Linked DNA regions of Homo sapiens: region 1 is linked to region 2. Evidence: chromatin loops called from intact Hi-C (ENCODE). Cell type or tissue: gastrocnemius medialis. All regions are shown on one strand. Links, peaks and the distances in the headings refer to the core of each region. The heading gives the core; the rest is flanking DNA.

Region 1 (10,993 bases), core at 1,217-9,216, 250 kb after region 2:
GTCAGAACCACAGTCCATGCGAATAGGGATTTTTGGTCTATTTATTCACTTATTTATACCCACCACCTAGAAAACTGCCTGCACATTGTAGGCGCTCAATAAATACTTGCTGCCTGAATGATGAGGGAATGAATGCTAAGATGCTGGTCAGATGTCCCGTAACTGTTTTAGCCTTCTAAGACAAAGGAGTAAGTTAAATACATGCAAATAACCTTTTACTTCTGATTAGTCCGACGTAACTCTTAAGGCGCTGTCCTATCCTGGTCTCATTGAACTTTTCTGTACATGAGCAAACCCAGACTTTTGTGAGGCCTAAGACATTTAGCAATTGGGAGGCTCCCTTTGGGAAAAAGAATTTTAAAAATACAAAATTAGGTTAAAAACTTGGGGGCAATGGACACATTCATTATCTTGATGGTGGTGATGGCTTCACAGGTGCATACATCTGTCAAAATGTATCAACTTGGCCACTTTAAGCATGTACAGTTTGTTGTAATGTCAGTTATACTTCAATGAAGCAAAAATTAAGTTTAGGGACTTGGAAGGGGCCCATGTAAGTGCTGGGTCCTAACGCGTAAACCTCATTAACTTCACAGTAAATCCACCTCCTCCCTGCAGTGGGCAGGTAATTATACCTATTTGCCAGAGAACTGCACCAGATCACCCACAGCAGACCTAGGACTAACTGCCCAGGTGTGACTCTTGGCTCAGGTGCTTGAATATGGCCCGAGGCCTGGCCAAGCGAGGATGCTTAGTTAATGGAACCTCCTCTCATCAGGCAGGACTGCCCCGTAACAGTGCTGCTTCCTCTGCAGCCTGTGGTGAGAAGCAGTAGGGAGGCCTTGGCCCCCATCAGCTGAGACCCTAACCCCAAACATCACAGAGGACTCAGCCTCTGCAAGGAGCCCCTGCCCACCACCCCACAACTACCCTCACCCTCTGCCACAAGGTTCCAGGGCTCTGCTGCTAGAAAGGCCGTCTCAGCCCCCGGCGAGAGGCTAGTAATGGGGCGGGACAGGAGCCACACCAAGGGGTCTAAGGCAAGCTCAGCCGTCTTCTTTTTTGTTTTGTTTTGAGAGGGAGTCTCGCTGTCGCCCAGGCTGAAGTGCAGCTGGTGTGATCTCGGCTTACCGCAACCTCCACCTCCTGGGTTCCAGTGATTCTCCCACCTCAGCCTCCCAAGTAGCTGGGATTACAGGCGCACACCACCACACCTGGCTAATTTTTGTTATTTTTAGTAGAGACAGGTTTTACCATGTTGGCCAGGCTGGTCTCGAACTCCTGACCTCAAGTAATCTGCCCATCTCAGCCTCCAAAAGTGCTGGGATTACAGGCATCAGCCACCACACCCGGCCCATCTTTGTATTTTTTTTCTTTCTTCTTTATTTTTGATTATTTTTATTTTTCACTTTTTTGAGACGGAGTTTCGCTCTGTTGCCTAGGCTGGAGTGAAATGGCGCGATCTTGGCTCACCACAACCTCCGCCTCCCAGGTTCAAGTGATTCTCCTGCCTCAGCCTCCCAAGTAGTTGGGATTACAGGCAACGCCCAGCTAATTTTGTAGTTTTAGTAGAGATAAGGTTTCTCCATGTTGGTCAGGCTGGTCTCGAACTCCCAACCTCAGGTGATCTGCCCACCTCAACCTCCCAAAGTGCTGGGATTACAGGTGTGAACCACCACGCCTGGCTTTTCTTTCTTTTTTTAAACTGTACATACTGGTTGACTAGCCCTTATCTAAAATGCTTGGAACCAGAAGTGTTCCAGATTTGGGGTTTTTTTCAAATTTGGGGGCTATCTGCACTATATACTTGCCAGCTGAGCATCCCTAATCCTAAAATCCGAAATCCAAAACGGTCCAACGAGCATCTCCTTCGAGGCACACATCTCAAAAAGTTTCGAACTTTGGAGTATTTCAGATTTTGAATTTTCAGATTTGGGATGCTCAACCTGTATTTATGGGGTACAAAGTGATGTTATGATATACGTATATAATCTGCAATGATTGAATCAAATAATTAACATACCCATCATTTCAAATACTTATCATTTTTCATGATGAGAACATGAAATTTACTTTCTTAGCAACTTATGAAAAATGCAATACGTTATTATTCGCTACAGTCACCATGCTGGGCAATAGGTCTCCAAAAACATTCCTCCTTGACTGGGCGTCATGACTCACACCTATAACCCCAGCACTTTGGGAGCCTGAGGCAGGAAGATCGCCCAAGCCCAGGAATTCAAGATCAGCCTGGGCAACATAGTGAAACCCACTCCATCTCTACAAAAAAATAAAAATAAGTCTGGGTGCGGTGGCTCACGCCTATAATTCCAGCACTTTGGGTGGGCAAGGCAGGCGGATCACGAGGTCAGGAGATTGAGACCATCTTGGCTAACACAATGAAACCCCGTCTCTACTAAAAATACAAAAAAAATATAGCCGGGCATGGTGGCGGGCGCCTGTAGTCCCAGCTACTCGGGAGGCTGAGGCAGGAGAATGGCTTGAACCCAGGAGGCAGAGCTTGCAGTGAGCCGAGATTGCACCATTGCACTCCAGCCTGGGCGATAGAGCGAGACTCTGTCTCAAAAAAAAATAAACAAACAAAATAAATAAAAATAATAAAAATAAAAATAAAAAATTAGCCAGGCGTGGTAGCACATGCCTGTAGTCCCAACTACTCAGGAAGCTGAGGCAGGAGGGTCACTTGAGTCCAGGAGATTGAGGCTGCAGTGAGCTGTGATCACACCACTGCACTTCTGCCAGGGAGGGAGAGTAAGACCTTGTCTAAAACAAACAAAACGGAAAAACAAAAACTAGAAACCAAAAACATTTCCCCATCTAACTGAAACTATATTCTTTGACCAACATCTCCCCGTCATGCCCGCCCCAGCCTCCAGTAACCACCATTCTACTCTCTGCTGCTGTGAGCACCACTGTTTTAGATTCCACCTCTAAGTGAGCCCTCTCGGCATTTGTCCTTCTGCGTCTGGTATATTTCACTTGGCATACTGTCCTCCAGGTTTGTATTTGTTAAAGTTGTGCTTTTCCCTGGCTGTCTGTGGAGCTTCCTCCTCCTCTCCCTTGCTGGCTCATCTCAGACCCTCCAGCCTCGTTGTGCTGGTCAGGGGTGATGCCGGCAGTTGAGAACCCCCCGTGAGGGAGTGAAGTGTGGGGTGTCTGTGGGTGTGTGAGCCAAGGGGACCCAAGCAGCTTCCTTCCTGCCACCAGGGGTGCTCTAGAGGTCAACGCAGCCATCTCCCTGCCTCCAGGCCAGCTGGCATCTAATCCAGGCTTTACACACAGAGGGAGCTGCCGTGGCCTGTCACTCCTGTGAAAATCTTGATGACAATGAACACTTGCTGCATACCTCATCAGTACAAGTATCTGTGCGGATACAGATATGTATCCTGTGACAGCTTTATCTGCATTCACCCTTTCGATCCTCACAACAGCTAAATGAGGGTGGTACTGTCATCCACGCTACAGACAGGGAAACAGCAAGGTTGAGAAATCTTCTCAGGGTCGTAGGCAAGCATGTGGCTGAGATTCGGGTCCATGTAGTCTGGTGCCAGTGCCCATCTGTGGCTACTGCATGGTACCACTCCGAATGAACAGGGAATTGGAGGTCACTTCTCTCAGAAGCAGGGCTGGACCACGTGACTCTAGAGGTCCTGTTTAGCCTGATGAAGATGAAATGGAAGCCCAGAGAGGGGAAATGACTTATTCACAGTCTCATGGCTTGCTAGTGTCCCAGGCACCACGAGAAGGTATGTTTTCCAAGGCTGCCCCAGTGCTTCGAGAGTATTACATGCTGGCTATTTCCCCCCAGGATATGCTCCCCCGACAGGGCTGAGCTTCCTCCGCAAGGGACGATGCTGCTCCTTCCCTTTGGATCAATCCCCCCGATTCCTAAGTCTCTGCATGAGGTAAGGTCCCGGAGGGAGATCCAACTACTTGGACCTGAGGTCCTGCCCACCACTCATGGACAGTGGTACCCACAGCTGGTGGGAGCCAGCGTATCCTGGATCATGTAGACACCAGAAGGCCCCCAGAGTCAGGGGCAAGAGGGGAAGGGAGTAGGGAGCGTGGGCCTACAGGTAGAGTGTGGGAACCACAGTGAAGGCCGGCAAAGAAGGGCCATGGCAGTGAGAAACTTGTAAAGCACCCAGCTGAGGTGGTGGCGGTGGGAGGGGCTTGTCCTTGTCCTTGTCCCAGCTCTGCCCCTAGCTGCATAACCACAGGCTTCTCCCTCTGGTGGCTGAGAACACAGGCTGGGGAAGGAGGAGGCCAGTCAGGCAGCTGCGCATTGCAACGTGGCAGGTGGCCTCGGCCAACCCCAGGGCCGGCCTGGGTGGGGATGGGAAGGACACCCCTGCCAGACTGTGGGCCCATCTGTCCATCTGTCAGAGCACATGTGTCCGACAGCCCCCAGCTCACACCCACGGCCCCACCCCACCGGGGGCGAAGGCTGCCCGTGGAGAAACAGGAGCCTTGGCCTAAAGGCTGAGGGTGGAGCATTCCTGATGCAGCATCCAGGAGGAATCTCCGCTTTCTCCTAGCCCCACACTCAGCCTCACACACACCCTGCCGGCCACCTCCGCCACATAGCACCACTGAAAACGTTACCCCAGCTGCAAAATCCTGCCTGGGCTAGGTCATTTCTGTATCTCATTTCCTCTGTGCTGAGTCCCCTCTCTCCATGGCAGCCCACCCCCTAGACCATAAACTGTTAAATGGCATGGAGTAAGTAAAGCACGCACCACTCAGCAGAGGGCCAGCAAGGTCAGCGATTACTGTTAATATTGTTAACGAAGCCCTATTATAACGAATGCTATTAGCTTTCAAACTTGAAAAGGACTGAGGAGCTGAGAGCACAAGCCTCCCCACCCAAGAGTGGGTGGAAGTGTGCGTGGACATCTTTGGTTCACTGTAGGCCTCTGGTGGAGTGAGCAAGTGCCACACTGCACCCCTGTAGGTTGGGGCTCAGGGAGAGGAGGCTGGGCACATCCTTGCTGCCCCACCCTAATCCCCAATGGCCTGGAAGCGGGGGCCAGGGTGTGTGTGTTGGGGGTGCAGCTATCCAGGGATCAACTGAAGCCATAAACACCTGGGGCTGGAGAAGGAGGCTATTTGTGGAGAAGGAACTTCTGACTGAAGCCTGAGAAGGCAGCAATTGGGCCTGACATTTGAGCTGTTCCTACCATTGTCCCTGGAGGGCTCTGAGGCTTCTGGTGAAATCAGCCAGGCTTCAAGGCCACAGCTCCAGGAAGCCCCAAGAAGCTTGCACTGCTCCCCACCCAAGAGGGCATGCCCATTCCTGCCTCGGTGTCTGTCCTAGTCATGCTCCCCCGCCACACTGTGAGTTCCTTGAGGGCAGGTACGTGTTCCCCTCACCCCGTGCTGTGCATTTGGCACCTACTGTGTGCTCTCATCCCTACGACAACACTAGAAGGCAATGTCTTATTCCAATAACCTCATGGAAAGATGCTCCACAACACTAATCATCAGGGAAATGCAAATCAAAAACCACGAGATAGCGCTTCACACCCACTAGGATGGCTATGATCCAAAAAATGGAAAATAACAAGCGCTGATGAGGATATGCGAAATCAGAACCTTTGTTCATTGCTGGCGGGAATGTAAACTGATACAGCTGCTGTGGAAAACAGTTTGGTGGTTCCTCAAAAACTCAAACATAAAATTACCACATGAGCTAGCAATTCCAATCCCACAAGAACTGAAACCAGGGACTCAAGATACCTGTACACCAATGTTCACTGCAGTATTAGTCATAGTAGTCAAAAAGTAGAAGCAATACAAATGTCTATCCACAGGTGAACAGATAAGCAAGATGCAGTCTCTCCATACAATGGAATATTACCCAGCCTTAAAAAAGAGGGAAATTCTGAAACACGCTACAACATGGATGAACCTTAAGGACATTATGCCAACTGAAATAAGCCAGACATAAAAGGGGAAATATGTATGATTACATTTTTTTCTTTTTGAGATGGAGTCTCACTCTGTCATCCAGGATGGAGTGCAGTGGCATGATCTCAGCTCACTGCAACCTCCACCTCTCAGGTTCAAGCAATTCTCGTGGCTCAGCCTCCCGAGTAGCTAATTACAGGTGCACACCACACCCAGCTAATTTTGTAATTTTGTATTTTTAGTAGAGACGGGTTTCACTGTGTTGGTCAGGCTGGTCTCGAACTCCTGACCTCGAGTGATCTGCCCGCCTTGGCCTCCCAAAGTGCTAGGATTACAGGCATAAGCCACATGAGCCATCACGCCTGGCCTGATTCCACTTTTTTTTTTTTTTGAGACAGAGTCTCGCTTTGTTGCCCAGGCTGGAGTGCAGTGGCATGATCTCGGCTCACTGAAACCTCCGCCTCCCGGGTTCAAGCAATTCTCCTGCCTCAGCCCCTGAAGTAGCTGGGACTACAGATGCACACCACCACACCCGGCTAATTTTGTAATTTTGTATTTTTAGTAGTGACAGGGTTTCACCATGTTGGCCAGGCTGGTCTCAAACTCCTGACCTCTTGATTCACCCGCCTCGGCCTCCCAAAGTGCTGGGATTACAGGCGTGAGCCACCGCGGCTGGCTTGATTCCACCTTTATGAAATGCCTAGAATAGGCAAATCATAGAGACAGAAAATAGAACAGGCTACCAGCGGCTATAGGGGCAGAGGGGAATGGGGAATTATTGTTTAATGGGTACAGAATTTCTATTTGAGATGATGGAAAAGTTCTGGAAATGGATGGTGATGATGGTTGCACAAAAAGGTGAATGTACTTAATGCCACTGACCTGTACACATAAAAATGGCTTAAATGGTTAATTTTACGTAATGTATATTTTTCTCACAATAAAATAAATAAACCAAATCACCTCCCACAAAGGTAGTAGTATTATGACCTCCACTTTACAAAAGGAAAATGAAGCCCAAGGAGGTTAAATAACTTGCCCAAGGTCACGCCAGCTCTCAGGGACAGAGTAGATTTGAACACTCCCGTCATCAAGTCTCCAGGCACCTGAAGTCAGGGTTGTAGGCCGCAGGGAGGAGCATAGGAGCAGCTGGAAACCCACAGGGCAACAAAGCAAAGAGGAGCAGAGAATCCTGCAAATGAGGCCATGGTGAAGAAGCGGGGGGCAGGAGCCCAGGTGAAACTCCGTGACCTCTGTCCCATCACCTTTGTGAAAAGACCCTCGACGTGCTCTATCTAGTCCCAAACTCAGGCTGAGTCTGGTCCCGGTTCTGCCTCTTATTAGCTGTGTGACTCATCCAGAAAACGAGGGAATCCCTTCACCTCTGACAGTCTGACGAACCAACAGTGCTTTGCCCAGATCCTCCACCAGGGTCCCCCAAACCCACCATGTGAAGTCTCGCCTCTAGACTGATGCTCACAATCTCTCCACCCCCTTGCCTGGAGCACTGCTATGGTTTGAATATTAGTCCCCTCCAAAATTCATGTTGAAATGTAATCCCCCATGTGGCAGTATGGACAGGTGGGCCTTTAAGGAGTGATACGGCCCTGAAGGCACTGCCTTCACGATGGATTAATCCACGCAGGGATTAATGAGCTAACAGAGCGCAGGAGTGGGACTGGGGGCTGTCTCCGAGGAAGAAAAGGCCTGAACAAGCACACTCGGCCCCTTCGCCACGGGATGCCTGCACCACCTCGGGACTCTGCAGAGTTCCCTCCAGCACGAAGGCCCTCACAGATGCAGCCCCTCAACCTTGGACTTCCCAGCCTCTGTAACTGTAAGGAATAAACTCCTTCTTTATAAATTACCCAGTTTCAGGTATTCTGTTATCAACAACAGAAAACAGACCAAGACAAGCACTCACCCTCAGCTCTGCTTCCTTCAGGAAAACTCCCAAGATAAATCTGGTTAATATCGGCTGTGGACAACCCCAGTGTCTGCTTGGGTGGCTAACTGTCCAGAGAAGTTTTTCCTGCCCCTCTCATTAGACCATGAAGTTGTGGAGAGCAGAGACCACACGGCCTCAGCCCGGCCTGCCCAGTGTGGGGTGGTCACTTAATGAGAACTGACGGGCTGCTAATAGGATGGCCCACCTGGGACACAGGAGGGGAGAAGCAGAGAGAGAGGCAGGGAAAAGAGGCAGGAAGACTCGGGAAAGTCAAGAGCAACCTCAGGAAGGTGAGAAGCACAGGAGGCAGAAAGGGATGAATGCAGAGGGAACCCCAGAGCCAGCCACAGCCCTCCAGAGAGCAGGAGGCGGGACACGAGCCCACCCGGCCAGCACTGAGTGTGAGGAGCGGGGAAGGCGGGGAGCAGGCAGAAGGGGGCGAGAAGTTGTTCGAATCCCACCACCTGCACGCTAGGCTAGGCCGACTGTGAGCCTGGCCAAAGGAGGTCAGGGTGGCCAGCGTTGGCTGTGCCAGGGGGAGGGTCACACAGTGACAGGGCAGAAATGAAAGCGGCCGTGAGCAGGAGAAGGCAAGCACCCCGGGCTCGGGAGCCGGCCCAGGAGGGTAAGAGGTGCTCAAGGGGAGGGCTGGAGCCAACAAGCGTGGGAGACTCAGCTCAGAAATAGCAGGTGTTAATCTGCCGTGCTGCTTTGCATGTCATCTGCATGTCTGCCTGGCCTTGGTCAGCGTGTCCTATGCTGGATGTTCCGTGGGCGGAGCTCGGAGCAGGCCTAACCCCTGTCCTCAAACAGCTAAGGCCGGGTCCCCAGGTCGGGAATCATCCTCTTAGCCCCACCCCATACCCCACCGGGCCGGCCCACTTGGAAAGGGGCTGGTGGCCTTTGGATGCAGGGAAGTGAGGGGGGAGAAAAGACCAGAGCTCTGGGGATGCTAGAAGCAGCTGGGGGCTCAGAATGGGGCTGGGGTACACAGAGGATGGGAAGCGCAGATGCCCCAAGGGAAGATGAGAAGACAGGAGGGGAGCAGCCACGGTGAGCTGAGGTCTGAGTCAGCTCTCAGCTCGGCCTCCCATTCCGCCTCCCAGAGGGCCCATCCCACACACTGGGGGTGAGCTCAGAGCTATCTATAGCTCCCAGCCGGGCTGGTCAGCACTGCCTGCTGAGAGCCCTCCATCAGTCCCCACGCAGTCCTGCCTTGGCTCGGCCCCCGGGACTGGTAAGAAGAGACGGGGTGAGCGGGTGTCTGGATCCCAGCAGAACCTATTCTCATGCAGGACAGGTGCTGTGGGGGCTGGGCGGTTGTCAGAGCCTGCAGTACAGCCTCCAGGGCCCTGCCCAGGGCCTGACCCACCTGGAGCCAGGGCCAGGCAGTGGAGGAGCAAGGCCATTCAGCTGACAGAGGAACGCCAAGCTCGGAGGCAGGAGAACTGGGTTAAAGCCCCACTCTCCACTTCCAACTTGAGAGACTGGGAGAAACTCTTGGCTTCCCTGAATTTCCATTTCTGCATCTGCAAGCAGAGGTGCCATTCCTCCCTCCTTGAAGGGACCGTTGAAAGGACCGAAAGATCACAGATGCCCAGGATGCTGGGAGCGCTGACGTGTTATGAAGCACAGTGAAGCAGCACCTCTGCCTCTCCTCACTCTTCCTCCAGGCCCTCCCGAGCGTCCCCATCCCATGCCCCTCCCTGGGTCTCAGCACAGGGGAGGAGCAGCATCCGAGATGCCAACACGGCCAGGACAGTTTGCCAAACCATTTTCAGTCTGCTTCCCTGAGTCAGTGGCTTCCCTCCTGCCAAAGAGAATTCCAACCCAAGTCCTGCCAGAGATCCACAGCCCGGCGCTTCCCCAGGGTTGGTCACGGTCTCTTAACCCCAGTATCTTTATATGTGAAGCAGGGACAGAAATATCTACCTATAACAACTAAATAAAACTAAGCATCCACCCAAATGTCTGTCGGCAGATGAACAGATAAACAGAATGTGGTCTATACAATGGAATATTACTCAGCCTTAAAAAGGAAGGAAACTCTGACCTAGGTTATAATACAGATAAACGTTGAGGACCTTGTGTTAAGTGAAATTAGCCAGTCACAAAAGGGCAAATGTTGTATGATTCCACTTACATGAGGTAACTAAAGGAGTCAGACCCATAAAGACAGAAAGCAGAATGGCAGTTGCCAGGGCTGGAGGGCGGGGAGGATGGCGAGAATGGGGAATTATTGTTTAAAAGGTAAAGAATTTCACTTTGAAATGAAATATTTCTGGCGATGGGTGGTAGTAATGGCTGTACATCAATGTGAATATATTTAATGCCATCAAATTATAAACTGAAAAACTATAATGATTAAAATGGAAAATGTTACGTATTTTTTAACACACACACACCCCCCCCCCGAAAAAGCAAGTCCTCAAAGCCCTTGGTCCCCAGGGGTGCTCAACTCCACAAATGTCTGTTGATTTAGTGCATTCTAGCATCTCCACGGGGCCCTCCCAGACACCCACAGCGCCCTCCGCCCTTGCCCCTTGCTGGATGCCTCATGCACACTTTCGTTTTCCGGCCCACCTCTGTCTCTAAAGCACACAGACCTGCCCTGTGAAGGGTCCAGGACATACACCACAGCTCCCCAGCCAAGCCACCTGCCCTTCCCTACACTCCCCCTGCCCTTTCTCATTTCACACCTAAGCTACAATCTATACCCATCCCCTCCTCCACCAAAGCAGAGCCCGGGGGGTCCCAGAGGCTGCGTCCCTCCTGGCTAAATGGCAACAACCTCTGCAAAGCACCGAACACCACACCAGGCACCCCCAGGTGCTCCACACACAGCTGTCTCCCCCATGACGCTTCCCCAGGCGCTAAAAGTAAGAAGCAGAACTTCACAAGTAGAGGTGGAAGGGACTTCACAGGAGTTCTGGCCAGTAAATATTTCAGGGGTTAGTTTCCCAGTGTCTTCCTTAAATGTATCCAGGTCACTCTTCTTCATCCCATTCTCCTGTCTGCTAGCTGCAATGTAACTCCTGGAGCTGAAGCAGCTGCTTGGGCCTTAAGGGAACATTCACAATGGAAGGCATGCTCATGAGCCACAAGACGGAAGCA
Region 2 (10,993 bases), core at 1,104-9,103:
ACTTGGTGGGGAGCGGTCTCCTAACTCATCAGACTGTGAGAAGGGTGACAGGATGAGAAGAAAACCCAAACTTCAATGTCACCTGCCTGGTACCTGTCACCCAACTCACCCTCGATATTCAACTAAACCAGGTTCTCCCTGGATCTAAGCTACTCCCCAGGGCGAAGAAGCTGATTTCTTCATTTACTACAGGACTATCCCAGGACAGTCCTCCCCAGGGAATGGACTCGTCAGAGAGATGGCCATATGGGAGAGTCGCCGTGTATTTCAGGAGCCAACCCACGCTTGGATGGACCCTCTTGAAGTCCAGCTCCATGATGGCTCCTGCTGTCTTGTAGGCAATGCGAAATAGTCGTGACTTTGGGGTTTTCTGTAGTCCCCCGAAAGAGTTAACCCAGCTACCAAAGTCAAGATCAGGGGCGCCGCTGGGGAGCTTATCTGACCTCCTGAAGAGATTAGCACCCAGCTCAAGAAATGCCAATCAGCCAACAAGGCCGAATTTAACCTCATCCGGCCCTCCCAGCCCTAGCCGGGCCGCTCCCGAAATCGACGATTACGCTAGAGGCAGCTCTCGCTACAGCCCGTCATCCGCTATTTATAACCCACTCGCCTTCTGGGGGGAACCAGACACCTCCCACCCCAATGTGGTGCCCGGCGCCAGGCCTGTGGCCTTGGCCTCAGGGCCTCCGTCATGCTGGCTGCGACTGCCGGACCCCTGCGGCAAGTGCCTTCCCTGGTCCTAAGTGGCTCTGTCCTGTCATCTCTGATGAGTTGAGTGCTGCGCTCAGCGGGGCCCGGCCTTTCCAGGGCAGCTCCTTACGAAGCCCCCAGGACTGCTATCGGACGTGGTTTGGCTCCTGCAGCCTCTCTCACCAGCTCACCACTGGGCCTCGGGACCCCGCCCCCACAGCTCTCCTCCCTCTTTCTCATTCTTTCATCACCTCTCTGGCTCCTGACAACCCAACAGTCTGAAGAAAGGCCAAAGCAGCAAAGGGGTGGGAGTGGGGTATTTATGGCAATGGGGGACCGGCCTAGATCTGGGTGCAGGAGGTACCTCCACCTACTGCAAGAGGCGGGTGACCAGCTAACAGCCCTGCCTGAAAGACATAGCAGGCAAGAGAAGGGTTGCTTTCAACTCAAGAAAACTCACAAGCATACATCCTGATTACTGGGACCTCCCACACCAGAGGTACAAAGGGGTGTCCAGCTTGTTGCCACACGATCTACGTCTCTACCAAATCATGCTCTCATCTCTGTACGGATGAGAATGCTAACAATTTCCAACAAAGCCAAACCCTCATGGGTTCATTTATTTGTCTACACAAAGGCTTTGCCTAGAGCATGTCTGTTTGAAAGATACTCACCATATTCTAAGGGTAACCTAAAAGAAAAAGCGTCTATGGCTTCTGGGTTACTGAGCTAGACACCCCAGTTCTTTCTAAAAACCAATTACCCTATGACACCAAACAAGAAAGAAATCCCATTGGTGCTTCCATGGAATTGACACAGGCCCCCGTGCCGTCCTCCCCACACCAGCTTACAAAGGCCATGTGCCTTTGGGGTGGCACAGGGACAATCTCAGGAATATGGTGGCAAAGGGCTGAGTGGGGAGAAAGTGCTGGAGAAAAGTTTAATAATAGAGCTGGGTTGGGCTCGGCCCGTTTCCTTTTTCAGTTGCCCTGATCGCTGCTCCCATTACGTGATGTGGCCGTGGGCAGAGCCAGTCAGCTGCTGGGGAGATTCAAACCCAGGTCAGCCTGGGGGCCATGTCTCCTCAGGCCACCTCTGCGAAGGGTCCACATGCCACAGTCAGATGAGGTCCATGCACAGCTCACCCGGGCTCGCCTAACACAGCCTCTCTATAAAAAGCCCGGAGCTGGCGGGACAGACAGAGTCAGGCCGGAAGGCCCAAGGTTGACTGTCCCTGCACCCATCAGCCCTCCTGCTCAGCTGCGTGCCTTGCTACTCATTGTCTCTCCTGATTGTGCATTGCTATTTTGGGCTCTGGGGGACAAAGGGGAGCTGAAGACTGCAGCAGGAAGCTCACAGGGTGGGGAGATTGGCGTCAAAGCCAATCTCTTGGCGACAGGGCAGCTGCTGCCCTCCTTCCAGCCTCTCCCCTGTCCCCTGGAAACCGACAAATACAAGTCACTCAACAGTCAACACACATGTGTGCATGATGCATCCACCCCATGCAGTGGTCACAAACCGTAGACAGAAATGTCCACATGAAAATACGTGGTGCATGCTGGACATCATTCATGGATCATTAATGGAAACTGACTTGGAATCAATATTATAAGGACAGCACTGGGGAAGGCATACTCATAAACAGAGCCCTTGACGACCCACAGTTCATGTGCAAACCATTTTCTATATATGTTAAGCGGGTTTACTAAGAGTATGCCCTTCAAGGTCACCAGAAAGCAAAAATAAGTTAATACACAAAAAGCACTTGAAGCAGTGCCTGGTGCCTGGTGAACGTTCTACAGGGCTGGATACTGCTGTCATCATCATCATCAGAACGGACAAGACAGAACCCAGGAGTCATCCATTTTAGCTGTCACTTTGGTGAAGAAATGTCCAGCATGTAGCTGGAAACCTGGATCGGGCACAAGGTTGGTGTAGAAGGTGCCCACAGGCCTGACCCAGGGGAAGGGGCAAGGCTGGGCACTCGCGTCCATTTTCTGTTGACTTGTGGGCAGTTCTCCCTCGCTTCTCACCTCTAGAATGAAGAGACTCCCTCAGCATTGAGGGGGTGGGGCAGGGGCCAGGGATGAGGGCAAGGAAGAGAGCGTCTGAGCATTGAAAAGGTCAGAAAAGAAGCTGGAGTCCTGAAGGTAGTAAGCACCTGACCCCAATAAAACAAAGCAGGGCCTCACAGAGGCATGGGCCCCTGCCCAGCCTGTGCTGCAGGAGTGACTACTGTCAGCACCATTTACAGAACCAGCCTGTGCTCCAGGCTCGGGGCTGGGTGCTCCGGATGCATCATTACATTTCACTTCACACCAGTCACAGGAGGTGGTGTTGATAACCAAGACTCAGCAGGAGGGCCAGGACTTGTTCCCAGCCCCATTTGACGCTATCATCCTTATCCCTCCACTCCCCTGCTGGGCATCAGAATCACCTGAGCATTTTCACAGGCTCCACCCTGGACCTCCTGTTGCACGAGAGTCTGCAGGGCTGCAGCCACGCACCTGGGGTTCTGGGGCTTCCAAACATCCACAGGTGCTGCTGATGCCTGGCCAGGAGGGCACACCACCAGGCCCACGCACAGCAGACAGAACATTCCCAGGGACACACTGCCCACATTCCCTCCAGAACAAACACCCTGTCACCACCACCACCAGCCTCCCACCCTCAATAAAAGGGGTCCAAGGGCAGTCGCCAGATCCCAATTCCCACCTGTCACCCTGTGGACCTTTAATGAAGATTGCCATTTCTACCCGAGTGGACCTGGGCTGATCGCTGGCCTGTGCTCTCTGAGCTTCATCATCGCAGGGACTGTCTACAAGGATGTTCTGCAAACCCCATGGCACTGGCCGAGCTCAGCGAACACTTCCTGCGGCAGACACCCTTCCTTTCCACCAACTATCTCACTGCATCCTCACCACAACCTATGAGGAGGTGGGTGCCACTGTCACCCCCATTCACAGATGAGAAACGAGGCCCAGAGAGGTCAAGGAACTTACCAGGGTGAGAGCTAGGCAGGTCAAAGCCAGAATCCAAAATCTTAAGCACCAGGCTCCACTGCATCCTTCATGAGTGATTGTTATTACTTTGTTCACTGAGCCGGCAGGCAGCCTCCTAAGCAATTTAATGATCTTTACTGCATTTTTCCTATCGTCTTTTTATTTGGTTTTCTTAGGAACGCGGGCCTGCTTAGGGCAGGCTTGGGCTGGTGGGAGAGAGAGACTGTAATACATGAAGCAGTACGACAGGCTCTGTAGCCATCCCAGAACGTGTTGATCACCACCCCCGAGGACACAGGAGCACTTCTGAGAGGTGGGTCAGATCCACATGAGCCCCTGCTTTCCAGGTGGGAGAGAGTAAACAGGGCGGTGCAGTGGCTCACTCGGACACGCCACGCAGCAGTTCAGTGGGAGGGCATGACAACCAGGCCTCCAAATGTGAGTTTAGGGCCTGCTGTGCAATCGTGAAAACCTTCTTCCAGACTGCCCTGAAATAGCCCCATTTCCCACCTTCTGCACCCCCTCCCCCTAACAGATGTCCACCGGCCCTCAAGGGAGAAAGTGACACGCCCCCAGCAGCCCGCTCACTCAGCCCTGCAAAGGAAGGGTCCTCAGCTTAGCCTGAGAGGCACCTCTTTCTGTTCCCTTCAGTTTAAAATAGGCCACACGGATGCCTGCCAAGATCCCATGCTCTTGGCTAACAGGAGGGTTATATTTCTGGCTGCGCACCGTGAAACATTGGACCAGGGAAGGCTTCCCAAACCAACAGCTGACTCCGGCTGTGATGACAAGAGGATCTTGCAAGAGTCGGCCCAGGCCCAGCTAGCGGCAGGCTCCCCGCATGTGTACAGTAGGAGGGGGCTCCGTCCCCACCCCCGGAGCTCTGGGAGTGCAGGGACGGCTATATAAGGGCATGGGGCTGGGGGGAGCCCAGGGGCTGGGATTTCTCCCTGGCCCCGGAGAGAGCACCCGCTCACACAGGCCTGTGCACACACCTGCCACGGATGAACATTCCTGCGTGCCATTCCCTGGCCTGGAATGGGCTTCCCCATCTCGCTGCCATCACCATACCCTCTAAACGCCATTCCAGTCTCACCTGCTCCACGAAGCCTGGCCAGAGGCTACACCTCTCCCTGGCCACACCAGCACCAGGGAGTGTGGAAATCATATTCCCCACAGGAACTGGGTAGGAACTAGAGGCGTCTGGTCTTAGAGAACTTGAGGGACACGGCAACTCTGAACATGGAGGTATGCAGAGTTTTAAGTGCGGGGGGCGCTCCATGGTTCATGGGGTCTGCCCCATGAGACTCTAGTGGGGCAGAACAGGGACCAGGTGCTAGAAGCTACAAAGTAAAAAACGACCCCTCACCCTCACTCACGCAGGGACCCAGAGCTGGCCGATGTGGTGGCTTAACCATGAGGTCCCCACCATGAGAAGTCTGGGTGGAAGCCCAGTGGCCCCCTGCCAGGACTCTGCTTCAGGCAGGGGCTGTCATGTGAGCTGTTGGTCCCAGCCCCTTCTGGCTCCGTATTTCTCCACTACACTAGGGGCTCCCTGGGAGCCGGGTCCCCTTTCCAGCATAACACTCCTATCCCAGCTCTGAGCTCAAGCCGGTGCCGACAGGCTGCCCATTCCTCCAGGGGCTGACAGCTGGTGCCAACAGTCAGAGGAAGGAGGCCCAGGCAGCCAGAGGTGCTGGAACCCACCGTCCTGTGTGTCCCTCTGTCCCTTAAAACTAAAGATGTCCTTTGCAACAAAAGAACCTCTTCCCACACATACAGCCCTAGAAATTCACCAGAAGCAGAACGGTGGTTATCTCTAGATGATGGCATTGTGAATGACTTTAATTTATGCTATTTTCATATATCTCTATTATTTCCAGTACTCTCCAGTGACTATACTAGTTTTATAATCAGAAATCAACTTTTGAAAAAAGAACTTTTGAAAAAAGAACTTCCTTCTCCCCTCTCAGACATGACCATCATTAGTCGAGATCTGCCACTCAGAGTCCCCAACCCTACCCCTCCTCCTCCCCACACCCCCAGCACCCTTCCACCAGGGAGGATGCCACCAATGCGAGGGGATTTCATCACCGGGGCAGCTCACTGCTGGGGCCTGTGAACAGCCTGCGGCACACAGCGGGTGCAAGCTGAATGCTTAGTCATGGAGGAGGTCTCTGCTGGGGCTCTACATGCCACCAAGTCTCCCCAGCCATCTCCAAAGACAGCCTTTGATCTTGAAAATGTCCACAACTTCTAAGTAGCCCACAGTGCCACAAAGTCACCAACTGAAATCCTTCAGACACTAACCTGGGGAGAGGGTAGTACTAGATCATGCCTCTGACTGAGATAACTCCCAAAACACAGGGGTAGGGGGAGGAAGAAGAAGATAAAGATGAGGAAGAAAGGCAGAAGCGGGAGGAGGCAGAAAGGAGAAGAGAGAGTGCATGGAACAGAGCCCAGTGCCATCCCCATATGCCACCCTGTCACCCCGGTCCAACCTCAGTCCCTCTCAGGGCCCGAGGCCCTTCCTCAGGGCAGGCTGCTGTGCCCATCATGGCCATTCACCGGGCTGCTCCCCGGGCCTGGCAGCCAACAGTCACCCGAAAGCCAAGCTCTGCATACCTCTGGCGCTCCGTCACAGGACCAGGAAAGGGTTCTGGTGTCATGGACACTGCACCCTGAGCCAGCCAACCTGAGATGGGTGATATCTGTGGCTGCTGAGAAGCTGGCCTCAGCATGGGCTGGCCAGGCCTGGGAGTGGGAGAAGGACAGGGCGTCTTGGGCTACCTGTGCAATGAGAAGGTCTTCCTGTGTGTGGAGCTGTGGGCAGGTCTAGAGGAAAGGGAATAATGGCCCTGCCCTCAGGGCACCCCACTCTTCTGGGGAGACTCATTCTCACACATGAAATACACCAGACACCCAAGAGGCATGTGAAAAAGTGAGACATGATGGGTGAACCCTAAAAAGGCATGAACTCCATTCTGGAAAAACAGGGCTGATGGGGTTGGATCAGAGTCTGCAAAATCATGAAGGACAGTGAAGAGGGCCAACACAGACCTGCCTAACAGATCCTGAAATAGAACCCCAGGCAACCCTTGAAGCTCGAAAGCATTATCTGAGGACAAATAAAGGGCGTCTGAGCTTTACGCAATGGGTAAAGGCAAGGGGCTCGTTACCATGCAGGGTGGCACAGGATAAAAACATGGCTAAGATCCAGAGGACTTTGATAAACTCACCAGGGAGAGAGACACAAGGGCCATGACAGGAAACAGGGGCACTGGACGCTTCTGACCTTCAAAGACAGCCCTGGAGGAAACATCCCACCCCACCCACCATCCATGCCCGATGGGTGGACTGCTGACCCAGCATGGGTAGTCCTAATTTATTCAAAGAAATGGAGGAAAGTTTAATTTCTTTGAAATAAAATCCTTTAATTTTAAGGGATTTAAAATGAAATCCTTTAAGCCAGCACTGCCCTTGTGCATGGTGAGACGACAAGGGGCAATCAACCCCACTCATCAACAAGGTGCAGCATTGCAGGAGGAAAACATGCGGGATTTGGAGTCTGACATCCAGAGTTCAAATCCTGGCTCCATCATTCACTCAGAGGCTTTGAACAAATCACATAATCTCTCTAGGCCTGTTCCCTCATTCATAAAACAAAGGTAAGGATGTCTGCCCTGGAGGGATGATGTGGAGATGAAACCAAACATATGTGAAGCCCTAAGACAGCACCTGCTATATGGAGGTGCTCGGAGAGCAGCCCTAACCACAGTCCATTCCGACCTTGTGGACAAGTCAGACATGGGCTCGGCCCTCAGGAACGTCGGGCATGGGCACAGACGACCAAGGTACGAGTGAAAAGCACGAAGGATTGTAGGAGGGAGGCAAAGCCAAGAGGAATTCAGAGGTTCTGCCTTGAGGAGAGAGCAAAGTTTTCATGGAAGAAGCAACGTTTGAGACAGAAACTTTAAGGAAAAGGGGGAGGGCTGGTAATGAGCACGGGTAATTGATCTGGAGAGAATGGTGGGCAGGAAGGAAAGCAGGAGCCATGCGGGCAGGAAGTGGGACAGGAAGTGACACTTCCTGGGAGGCTCCATGTGTGACTGGTTGGAACAGAGAGCAGTGAGGTCTGACCACCCGCGGGGTGCCTGGAGTCATTGAGAAAGACTCGCAGCTGGAGGGTCCAGGTGACAAGATGGAGGAACATGAATTCTACCGGCTTCTGTGGTGGGGCCTTGTGCAGAAGCAGAGAGAGGGCTGTTAACATGGCTAAGGCCCTGGGAAGCAGACTCTGGCAGGCCTGTATCGAATGAACTAAGAGGAACTAGGGACAGGGAGATCAGGGAACAACCGAGTGACTGGGCAAAGTGAGGCCTGGCCTAGGGGCATGGCAGTAAAAATGCACAGGAACGGGTGGGACGGACAGGAGGGGCCTCAGGGAGGCGGCATGGGTACGGAGGGGGGCAGACAGAGGTTTCCAGCCTGGGAGCTGGGCAGGTGGTGGGATCCATTACCGAACCAGAGGACCAAGGAGGACTTTTGAAGCAAGAAGTTGAAACAAGTTTGAAAGACCAGTGGAAGATGTTTATGGAGACACCAGATGTAGCTGGAAACGTGGTGAGGGAGGGTCCGTTCTGGGCTCAGCCACACACTGTGTGACCTCAAAGTCAAATTCTTTTGGGGAGCAGGGGGCATAACCAAACTGTGGCTTTAATCATTCTGTGCCTCAATTTTATCCTCCAAAAAAAAAAAATATGATCTATTCCACCTCCCAGGCTCACTGTAAGGAATGAGTGTAATGGACGTAAAAATGCTCTGTAAACTACAAAGGCACTTAATGTAAGAAGTTATTATCAGAATCCATAGCTGAAACCAAGAGGCTGGGCAGGTTTGTCAAGGAAAGAGAGAAGAACAAGAGAGGGCAGGAGATCAGGAGTGTAATGTTCAGGAACATTAAGTCCAGGGCAAGAAGGCAGAAGGAAACTAAGAGAGCACACATTTTCATAAAGAAACAGCAGCAGCCCCAAGAAAGGGCTACACCCCAGTGGTCCTCTGCAGCCCTCACAAACTCTATCCCATGTCTATCCCACAAGGAATGACACCTCCAATCTGTTCAGAAAAGGCAGGACAATTTCAAAGCTAAATAAGTAGAGAGTGTGCCTAGGGGGGCCACAGCACCTTGAAGGAAGTCTGGAAAGTACCTAGGGAGTATGAGTGTCATGTGAGGGCAATCTCATCAAAATCCCCAGGGGACAGACATTGCCAGGAAAGAGGCATTCAGGGAGCCATTAGCTCCCTGATTAAAATGAAGTGGCTGTTGCTCTAATCCGGAGAGGTTGAGCACATCTCTGGGAAAGGGGCAAGCAGACAGTCAGTCTGTCATTTGATTAAGATGCAGTCTTCTAATCCATCATCCTCCATGCCCCGCTGCGCTTCCCCACTGGCATGCACACACAGAAGGTACATGCTGCCCTGTTCTAGCAACAGAAGCGACAGGCAAGGGGTCAGCATTTCTGCAGGATGGTGGGGGAGCTCCTCCTCTCAATAGTGAGTCTGGGAGCCCAGCAGTGGGAAACAAATAGCCCAGGGGGATGTTGACAGGGAAACCACAAGCACAGCCTGTGCAGCGAACTGGCATCAACAGATCCATGGAGAGGAGGCTGGGCTAGACACCAGCATGGAGGAGGCTGACCGAGATTTGAACCGCCCAGCCTATTCTCAAAACCAGATGGCCAACGTCAAAAGGAGATGACAATGGACGTGAAGTTAGACTGGCTCACAGGCAAAGTCACACCTACTCAGTGGGTACTCCCTACGGGTACTCTGTAGACTGGAAAACTCCATTTCTCTTAAGGTGTCTTCCCTCGCCCATGTCTGTCTCCGAAGAGGATTTGAGACCCTGCAAGTCTTTCTGAACTGACGCTCTCTCGGCACTCCTGTGGTTTCTCCTGCCCTGAAGACTTAGAGTCAAAGGCAGAAAGGACCCCCAGACATCTTTAGGTCCCATCTCCTGCCCCAAGCTGGCTTACACTCCAACCATCTGGCGACTGGCACTCACTCTACTTGGGGACGCGGGTGGCGGGGGGGGGGGGGCTGGCCAGTAATGCTCATCAGCCACAAGCAGCTGTCACCGCAGCTCCTCTCTCTGACTCTGCCTTTAGTAAGTTTCATGGGCCTTTGTCAAGTCCTTTCTGCTATAACCTTAACTGCTCAGGGCCAGGCCTAGGACATGCTCACAGTCATTCCCAAGACACCTTCTTAATAAACCCGACGATGCTCGACACAGTGAACGTGTCCTGGGTGCCTTCCATGTGTGCACAGTACGTTGCTCCTCTTCTCTGCCCTGAAAAACAGGCACCCTCCCTTCCACCCATTCTCCCAGGCTGTGCTCTTTTCAGACCACCCATCCTCCCAGCGGCCAAAAGCACATTGCAGAAAATCTATCCTGGAACCTGCCCCACTTCACCCAGGACGCCACTATCCCCTGAACGGTCCTGGTCTTGTTCCCTCTGCCCCAGGAAGCAAGTGAGGCTACAAAGCAGAGATGTCTTCCCCCCTGGTCCTAGGGCAGTTCCTCTGAGCCACCTGGATGGCAGGCTGGTGGGATGGTGGGGCGGTATTCAGAGAGCGGAGCTGGGGAAGATACCAGATGGATCTGAACAGCCACAAACTCAAGTTTTGCTCTGCCCTACCCCAAAAGGGGCTATTATTAGGCCCAGGAATGGGAGTGTCATGGTCAGGAGGGATGTAGGCACACTGACCCAGAGAACACGGGTTTGGAACAATTGGGCTACTGTTCCCTGGCACTGAGGGAGGAATGGGCTCGGAATCCCAAACTTCTCAAGTGGGAAATTTTGCCAGATGTCCATCTGCCTCTTTCCCTGCCCAGGGAAAGAGGATGCATCCTCAGGAAGGAAACAGTGTTCAGGGCCTTCTGCCAAGGCAGCCAAAGTTCTCCTGACCTCAGCGAAGGCTGCAGAGCTCTCAAAGAGTGGGGTGGGGAGCTGGAGCTGGGAAAAGGTGGGGAAGAGGGTGATAGAGTTTGGATATTGGTCCCCACCAATTCATATTGAATTGTAACCCCCAATGCTGGAAGTGGGGAGGCGACTAGATCATGGGGTAGCACCATCCCCTTGATGCTGTCCTCACAGTCGTGAGTTCTCACAAGACTGGGTCGTTTGAAAGTGTGTGGCACCACCCCCCGCCCCGCAATCTCACCCGCTCCTGCTTTTGTCATGTTTAGTGCCTGTTCCCCTTCATCTTCCACCATGACTGAAAGCTCTCTGAGGCCTCAG

Evidence for each region. A loop is a pair of places that touch in the nucleus more often than their neighbours do. Peaks named below come from ENCODE experiments on the same cell type or tissue, not always from the same donor. Only the 100,000 strongest peaks of a DNase experiment are listed, where the experiment ranks them.
Region 1: it touches region 2 in a loop (3-fold over the local background); 1 of 110 quality-filtered maps calls a loop at or near these places.

The regions. Positions count from the first base shown.
Region 1 is chr12:2,997,106-3,008,098 of GRCh38, reverse strand. All of the region lies in intron 3 of TEAD4 (TEA domain transcription factor 4), which reads right to left. Among named protein-coding and RNA genes, the nearest start is that of TEAD4, 43 kb to the right of the region's middle. RefSeq lists an enhancer at 3,855-4,736 and a silencer at 8,582-8,876. In gastrocnemius medialis, for the core only: a CTCF peak has its summit at 4,243 (motif pointing left); DNase peaks (open chromatin) are centred at 4,235, 5,188, 8,638, 9,108 and 1 weaker place; H3K4me3 peaks cover 915 bases; H3K27ac peaks cover 6,425 bases.
Region 2 is chr12:3,246,098-3,257,090 of GRCh38, reverse strand. All of the region lies in intron 3 of TSPAN9 (tetraspanin 9), which reads right to left. Among named protein-coding and RNA genes, the nearest start is that of LINC02827, 49 kb to the left of the region's middle. In gastrocnemius medialis, for the core only: no CTCF peak of the experiment used is centred there; DNase peaks (open chromatin) are centred at 1,850, 4,450, 5,785 and 6,360; H3K27ac peaks cover 6,251 bases.